Regions from separate parts of the Homo sapiens genome. Here region 1 is linked to region 2. A link is a loop called in an ENCODE intact Hi-C map of the cell type or tissue named here. Cell type or tissue: Caco-2. All regions are shown on one strand. Links, peaks and the distances in the headings refer to the core of each region. The heading gives the core; the rest is flanking DNA. Region 1 has its middle 120 kb from the start of LHFPL2. Region 2 overlaps LOC124900191 (a long non-coding RNA gene).

Evidence for each region. A loop is a pair of places that touch in the nucleus more often than their neighbours do. Peaks named below come from ENCODE experiments on the same cell type or tissue, not always from the same donor. Only the 100,000 strongest peaks of a DNase experiment are listed, where the experiment ranks them.
Region 1: it touches region 2 in a loop (2.0-fold over the local background); 1 of 110 quality-filtered maps calls a loop at or near these places.

What each region holds. Positions count from the first base shown.
Region 1 is chr5:78,770,359-78,774,755 of GRCh38, forward strand. It overlaps a transcript of LOC124900191 not described here. Among named protein-coding and RNA genes, the nearest start is that of LHFPL2, 120 kb to the left of the region's middle. In Caco-2, for the core only: no CTCF peak of the experiment used is centred there; no DNase peak of the experiment used is centred there.
Region 2 is chr5:78,675,881-78,680,277 of GRCh38, forward strand. The region is part of intron 4 of LOC124900191 (a long non-coding RNA gene); the gene reads right to left. Among named protein-coding and RNA genes, the nearest start is that of LHFPL2, 29 kb to the left of the region's middle. In Caco-2, for the core only: no CTCF peak of the experiment used is centred there; DNase peaks (open chromatin) are centred at 2,691 and 3,341.

The DNA.
Region 1 (4,397 bases), core at 241-4,240, 94 kb after region 2:
CAAGGGAAGGGGGCCAAGGGCTAGGGGTCCAACCATGCGCGGGAGAACAGAGCGGGGGCTTTGAGTTAAGAGCTTTGAGTCTGGGCTCCAATTCCAATGCTACTGGCCGAGCGACTTCACGCAACATAATTTCTAAAATGGCAAAAACATTTATCTAAAGAGTAGATATTATTGTGAAGGGTTTAGTGGCCACTGTAAGAGTCAGTAGTGTCTGGCCAATAATGCATCCTTAGTAAAGGTTAGTTCCTTACCTTGCTCCTGTAATTAGCAAGATATGGCACATCTGATGAGTTAAACCACAGAATCCAAAGAGGCTGTGGTGAACTGGGGCCAGGTGAGGCCACGTGGGCACCCAGGGGCTACGGGCTGGCTGATGAGACAGAAAAGGGGCAATTTCTAGGTATTAGTAACACTGAGTTTCCTGGGGTATAGGAAGGGCCCTTATGATCTAGGGGACCATAGATTATAATTGTAAACCAAAAAGTATCTGAGACAGGTCTCAATCAATTTAGAAGTTTATTTTGCCAAGGTTAAGGACATGCCCAGAAGCAAAAAGCACGGAATCAAAGAAATGGTCTGGGGTTTGTGCCTTTCTCCAAAGATAATTTTGAGAGATGGCTTCAATATTTAAAGGGGAAGCTGGGTGTGGTGGCTCATGCCTGTAATCCCAGCACTTTCGGAGGCTGAGGCAGGTGGATCACCTGAGGTCAGGGGTTTGAGACCAGCCTGGCCAATATGGTGAAACCCCATCTCTACTAAAAATACAAAAATTAGCTGGGCATGGTGGCGCACACCTGTAATCCCAGCTACTCAGGAGGCTAAGGCAGGAGAATTGCTTGAACCTGGGAGGCAGAGGTTGTAGTTTGCCAAAATCGTGCCACTGCACTCTAGCCTGGGTGACAGAGCAAGATCCAGTCAAAAAACAAAAACAATTAAAGGGGAAAAGCAGGCTGGAGAAGAAAGAGGGAGGGTATGGAAATCCACGTGTTGCAAGAAAAAGGATCAGGTAGGACAATAGTCAATTATGTATTCGTCTCAAGCTCAGTAAATTGGCACTTTACCGATAAGGTGAACCTGTGAAGATATTTAACCTTTTATCTGTAGCTTAGCTTTATCTGCTTAGGAACAGAAGGAAAGGCAGTTTCTGCATGAGTCAGCTTTCAGCTTAGTTTTTTTTTCTTCTGGTATAGTGAATTGGGGTCCCAGTTTTTCTTTTCCTTTCACACAACCTTGGAAATTAAGGTAGAGAAAGGGGATCAGAACCTGACTCAGGGAACTTCTTTTGTTCTTTCTTTTACTTCCCACACTATACTGATGTAATCAGGGAACTTCTTAACCCAAGAAACTTACGTGTTGTTTCTTTCTTCCTCCTCTCAGTATTGACTTATTTCTTCTAAACATTTCATCTCTGTCTATTGCATCTCTACCAACTTGTTTATTGACTTTCCTGGCTTCTTCCTTTGGTTGGATCCTATGATTTTCTACTGTCTCGCAGAGGATGTGTATGTTGATTTCTTATCGTGTTTATACATTTCACTCATTTAGAATTCTTCCCTTGCTTTGGGGTCTCCAGGCACACGAGCAAAACAAACTGTTAGAAAAAAAAGTGCAGCTGTGATTCTTCTTGGAGGAAATGACAGGCGGAGGGGAGAGTAGTGCATCAGGAAGTGAAGTCGCCAGTCACCATGGAGCACCACCCAGCACCAGGCGTCGGGCCTGGGCACATCAGAGCCAGCGTGCCTGCCCCAGAAACATTTCCTTGTCTCTAGGGCAGTGTTGCCAAGTCATACACCTGACATTACCGACATTGAATTACAGTGAAAAGTGATTCACTCTTTATTCTCTTTCTTTCCTTCCATGCTGGAAACAGTTCCTAGCTCAAGTTTAAGAACAATACATATTACTGTGTCTATTTTTGTGATTATCAATGATAGAGGTATTTCTTTTATCATGGTAATAAAAAAGCATTCCTTTAAAGTACTAGAATAAGTAAAGAATATCAATTTAAGGAAAGGCACCATGGTAAGACCCCCACTGACGAAAAGGCCTGCATGGGCCCCAGCGGTCTGAGGTGGGGCTGGGAGGGGCTGCTGGGGGGCTGCAGAACCTCTGAGATCGCTTGGCATCCCCCCGGCCCTGGCTGCCTGTGGCGTTCCAGCTGCTTTTTTGGGCGGGAAAGGAGCATCTGTGGACCTCAGTGATAGAACTGCAGGTCCCACTGAGACGAACCCTTATCCTTGTCCTGGAGTCCTGGATGTGGGGGGGCCCCATATTTCCATCACCTGTATGAGTTAAAGCCAAACACTTTCATTCATGCTCTGGCCTAAGAACCAAGGAAAACCAGATGCCCTATTATGAAGCCCCAACAAGTAACCTTTTATTTTTTCTTATTTTTTTTTGAGATGGAGTCTTGCTCTGTCATCCAGGCTGTCAGAGTGCAGTGATGTACTCTCACCTCACTGCAGTCTCGACCTTCCAGGCTCAAGTGATCCTCCCACTTCACCCTCCCAAATAGCTGGGACCACAGGCATGCACCACCACGCCCGGCTAATTTTTATACATATATTTTTTGTAGAGATAGGGTTTCGCCATGTTGCCCAGGCTGGTCTCAAACTCCTGGGCACAAACGATCTTCCCGCCTCGTCCTCCCAAAGTGCTGGAACTACCGGTGTGAGCCACCGCGCCCGGTCCAAATAACCTTTTCAAACCAAACCGGCTGCTTCCCTAACAGATCCAGAGTACATGCTAATCAAAGGTTTTGCCTTTAGAAATACTTTATACAGAAAGAATTCACAGCTCTCATGTGGGTAAAAAACGAAAACAGGCCGGGCGTGGTGGCTCACGAGGTCAGGAGATCAAGACCATCCTGGCTAACACAGTGAAACCCCGTCTCTACTAAAAATACAAAAAATTAGCCGGGCGTGGTGGCGGGTGCCTGTAATCCCAGCTACTCCGGAGGCTGAGGCAGGAGAATGGCGTGAACCAGGGAGGCGGAGCTTGCAGTGAGCAGAGATCGCGCCACTGCACTCCAGCCTGGGCGACAGAGCAAGACTCCGTCTCAAAAACAAAACAAAACAAAACAAACAAAAAAAACCCAAAAAACAAAAAACAAAAATTAAGACAATGTAGGTTTCCTTGCTGGGCTTCACGCAGCATTCCTCTGACTGGTGAGCCCCTCTGCTTTCCCATCCTGTCCTGGGTCCTTCTCCTCCTGTCCAAGCCTCACGTTTGTGCTCCGCTGCAAGTGAGCATCCTGGGAGCAGGGACTCATCAAATGCCCCCTCACCCCCTGCTGGGGTCTGGCCGGGCTTGGGTGCCTTTATCTTCACCCAGTGCATGTTACAGCATGAGCTTGAATGATTTCACCTATAAAATGTTGACATAAAGGGCAAATCTAAACTTCGATTCATTTAATGCAAATAAAAGCCCAGTAAATCCTGTTTACCTGTTTTCCCGAGGAAGGAGGAGCGTGCGTGTTTATCTCCTCTGTCTGGCTCTGCAAGGCTCTGGTCTGCACTAGAGGCAGAGTCCCTTCCTTGCTGGCCTGAATGATCACACACTGGCCCCTCGGTGTCCAGGCCCCCTCCTGAGGCCCGTGGAGGAGAGTGAGCACAGGGTGGGGTGTGAGTGTGAAACCACGGCCCTTTGGAGTCAATATCCTGGGAACATCTGGACCTCATTAATGAGATTAAAAGGAAGATTTCCTGAAGACTGACTGACATTTACCTACCATCTTGAATCTCTAAGAGGGCTCAGCAGGGCACAGTAGGATTTGAAAACCAACCTGGGAAGGGGCCACTTAATTACTGTCTTGTTACAGGGGTGTAAAGGTTCACGATGGCTGTCTCCAGGTGGTGGTTTACGGATTGTTTAATTTTGTTATGTTTTCTATATTTTTAAAAATTGTAATAGTAATATGTATTATCTCTATTGTCAGAAAAGTAATAAAGGTGATTAAATGAAATATCTGAAGTGCAGTCAATGACTGGTGACTTTGGTGAATTAGTTTGAGAATGAAAACATCTCTCCAGCTTCCTGATGGCCACAAATCCCTGATGTCAGGCCCAGGGAGTTGCCGCTCTCCTCTTCTGCCATCCTGGCGGTGGCTCCCATGGCACCAGGGCAAAGGTACAAGAGACGTGGTGGTTACTTCTATACCATCTGAATCCACCTGGGTAGCAGGGATGGTCAGGGCTTTTCAGCAGGAACCAGTCTATACACAGTATGACTATTCTCTACTTGAACAAAAAATAGGATTTAAAGTTTAAGTGGTCACTGCAAAGGATAATAATTATTTCAATATATTTAGTATCGGCCAGTATGATGGTTAATATTGAGTATCAACTTGATTGGATTGAAGCATGCAAAGTATTGTTCCTGCATGTGTCTGTGAGGGT
Region 2 (4,397 bases), core at 308-4,307:
TTCCCTACAATCTCCCACTCTGTTCTGGTCTATCTGGGTAATGAGCAAATTTCTGCTCCTTATCATCTTAGACTTTTAATCTTAATAATTAACGCAATTATCTGCCAAACTACTTGTCAAACAGATTCTGTGAGAATTAGTGTCTAATTATTCTAACCTCTGGTTATTCACTCTAGAAAATGACAAGCTCTGGGAGTACCTTTGGGGTTAGGTTCTTTCAGGGCAAAGATCTTGATAGAAAGACAGAGCAAAGTCCTTTTGGGTGTGGTTCTGTGTGCAGGTCTAAATATAGTTGCTTAGAATGGGCCTCAGGAAAATCCTGAAAGTGGGTGAGGTTTCTGTGTCTTCTTCTGGAACCCCTCTCACGCTTCCTGGCAAGTTATCCTGAAGACTTCCATTTGTATAGAGCTTTACAGTTTGCCAATAACTTGACGTAGATTATCTCCTCTCCTACTCACAAATACCCTGAGGAAGGTATCATTACCATCATCATTTTATAGCTGAATTACTTTATCATTTTATAATCAAAGATACTGGGCTCATTCAACAAATATTTATAGAGTAAACCAGGTGTCAGGCCCAGTGGAAACACAACGATGAAAGAACAATACCCAGGTCCTCCCTTCAGGGAGGCCAGCAGAGAATACTAATCTCAAGCAGGAAGTGACAGCACAGCACTAGGCTAGGATGCCTCGTAGAAGGACCAATGATCCCAGAATGGAACAGCTTTCTGCAGGAGTCATTGCCTGATTTTTTATAGGACCATGGTTAGTAAGATAACAAGAGCTACAGGAAAAGCATTCTAGGCCATCCCGTTCATTCTTATTTGACCTCTCAAAAAGGAGATCTACCAATTCAAATGAATTTCCAATGGTGGCATATTGGATCTTAAAACCAAAAGAGGTCGTTGGAGCAGGCAGTGTGTGGGGTAGTGTGGGCCCAGACATGTCCTCCTGCAGTCCCCAGGTTGGCTATGCCTCCTTGCAGGGACTGCAGACCAGCCTCTGGGACACTTTGCTGAGTAGGCCTGACAACTGTGGCCTCCTCTTCTGAGGCAGAGCATGCAGTAACTCCTCATTCCTCCCCTCAATGAGAGATCTCATTACACCACATAGAGGGCAGCCCTTCTGGAAGTGACAACCAGGGAAACGGAGTCAAAGCTCTTCAACTGCAAAGGCGTAGTCTAATACACACAAGTACCAAGAAGTGTTACAGGTTGAGCATCCCTAATCCAGAAATCCAAAATCTAGAAAGCTCCAAAATCTAAACTTTTTAAAGTGCTGACATGATGCTTTGCTTTCTGATGGTTCAGGGTATACAAACTTCGTTTCATTTCCAAAAAATTTTTAAAATATTCTATAAACTTACATTCAGGTTGTATGTATAAGGCATATATGAAACATAAGTGAATTTCATGGTTAGACTTAGGTCCCATCTCCAAGATATCTCATTATGTATATGCAAAAATTCCGAAGTCTGAAAAAAATAAAAAATCTAAAACACTCTGGTTCCAAACTTTTTGGATAGGGGAGATTCAACCTAGCAATTGTTTGTGGTCAGAGGTGAGAGTTCAATCCAGGACAACTTTTCCTGTTTCTCTGACCTCCCTAAAGAATACATGGAACCTGAATCTCCCCTGCAGAGGTGCAAAGGCAGCTAATACCCCAGGGCAGCAAACAGATCTCCAGAATTTTCCGCAAAGAGACTAGTTCAGCATCTCCAGGGATTGTCAGGCATTTTTACCACTGCACGCTTTTGATTTTTCTCTCAACTGAGCACAACAGAAAATTATTTTGAGGAAAAAAATATATCACTTCAGCCATGCTAACTCCCCTTTAAAGCCATCTGGGATACCAAAATGGGTGAGATAAGTGTAAAATAATTTTAAAAGATGCCATTCCTAGAAATAGTACAGAACTGCTTCCTTATGTGGCTTGTTGGTGGCCAGGGGTCTGCAGGCTGTCCTGGATCCAGGCCCAGGAAGTGACTCAGATGTGGCAAAGAAGCCATGTTGTTGAAGAACATCCCGGGGCTGGATTTGGGAAAGGCACATATTCGATGATGACATAAATTCTGGTCTTGTGCACATATTGTTTTGCAAAATCCAGGCATGAGATCATTTGGCTTGAATATATTCTCTGAGGGTTTCTCACAGACAAACACAGTTATCTGAATTGAGTTAGACCAGGGGAAAGGCATTTTAGGGATTATCTGATTGTACATGTAGACGTTTAAGCGTTTCTCAGTCAGGACAAAAACCAAGGGTTTTCTATTTGCTCTCTGGAGGAAAAGCCCACGGATCTCTTATCATGTCATCTTTTTCTACTGCTTTATGGAGAAGAACTTACAATGTTTTCTCCAAATCACTGGATAAAAAGAAAGAACAGCTGTTGCTCTTCTTTCAGGCAGCATTTATTTGACTAGATGAGTGGTTGGTTGGTTTTGTTTAGTTTCTTGTTTTAGATAATTCAGAAGAATAAGAGCCTCTAAGATTACTCACAGTTTTAACTAGGACTTTCTACTGCAAGTGGGAGGTCATGAATAATACTCGCTTTAGAGAAGCTGTAGTGCCTCTTTCCAGAAGAGACTGGTTTGACACATCACACCCTTGTGGTGTTTCTGACCACTTACATCAGAATCACCCCAGGGAAACCAGTTAAACCACACATATCTGGACTCCACTCCAGAGAGCCTCAGGGAGGGATCATGGGCCCAGGAATCTGCAGGTGTTTCTGATGTCCACCACACTTGCAATCCATAGCCCTACCAATGCCAAAGAAAGTGGTCATTTTCTCATTCTGCCACATCCTTTGCTTGATTCTGCTCAGAATTTTTTCTTAATATAACAACTAAGTCCAAAATATTACCACTCAACAGAAAGGTACAACAAATTCAGGCCCATTAACAGTGTGAAATACTAAAGGGCGGCTGGGCACGGTGGCTCATGCCTGTAATCCCAGCACTCTGGGAGGCCGAGGCGGGCGGATAACCTGAACTCAAGAGTTCGAGACTAGCCTGGCCAACATGGTAAAACTTCGTCTCTACTAAAAAAGTACAAAAACATTTAGCTAGGCGTGGTGGCATGTGCCTGTAGCCCCAGCTACTTGGGAGGCTGAGGCAGGAGAATCACTTGAACCCGGGTAGAAGAGGTTGCAGTGAGCCAAGATTGTGCCACTGCACTCCAGCCTGGGCGACAGAGCGAGACTCCGTCTAAAAACAAAACAAAACAAAACAAAACCTGAAGGGCAAGAAAGAACCTGAAGTCTAACCGATCATCAGTTTCTTGAGTAGAAGAGAGAGAGCAGCAAGTGTCCTAAGGCAGACTTGCAGGCCAGAGGGGAAAGGAGATACCTCAGAGTCTTGTGCAAGAGGCCAGGTAGGGCAAGTTTTATCTTTTTTTTCATCTGCAAAATGTTTAGAGTCATCTTCTGCAATCAAGAGGCTTGCAAATAAGGACAGACTCAGAAAGGCTCAGAAATATTCTCAAGAAAGAAGGAAGGAGCAAATTTTATGAAATCCTGAGAAGATGGATAAAGAATGTACACCCCCATATTTGGAATACTAGAAATGGGGGAATGCCCATTGAAATTTGAAAGACATTTTAGGTGTATAGAAATGCAATGACTGAATAACACAACTGGTCATAAACTTAAGGTAATTATTATCTCAATAGATATTCCAGATTGGAACTACAAATACATTCAAGAAATATTTTAAAATTTAGGGATTATAGATCTCTATCAGGTTATTAAGGTAACTGGTGATAGATGAGATGCATGCCTCACTTTAAGGCTGATTTCCTTGGAGAATAATAGATATATACCAGCAATTTTTCTTGGGGTCACACCAAAATACGGTATTTCTAGGGTTTTCATGTCCTTAGTTGTTTGGGGTATACATCTGTTGCATGGCAGCAGCCGTATAACAGGACATGAATTTCAATTCTATTTTTCCTGCTTACTAGCTGTGAAATGTTGGGTAACTTACTTTACCTTTTTGGGCCTCAGTTTCCTCATTTGTAAAATTAAATATCTATATGTATGTATTGCCATTATATATTTACCATATATACACACTATATATGTATTTTAAATTATATATATAATTTGTATATTATGTATATAATTTAAATATATATAATTTGAAATAAAGTGTGTACACACGGTAAATATGTAAATATTATTTATGTATTTATTTACTTATTAAATATGTATTTATATAAATACATATTTAAATTATATATGATTTATTTCTTTATTTATATTATATATAATTTAAATATATAGGCCGGGGTGGTGGCTTGAGCCTGTAATCCTCAGCACTTCGGGACGCCAAAGCAGGCACATCACTCAAGGTCAGGAGTTCAAGACCAGCCTAGCCAACACGGTGAAACCCTG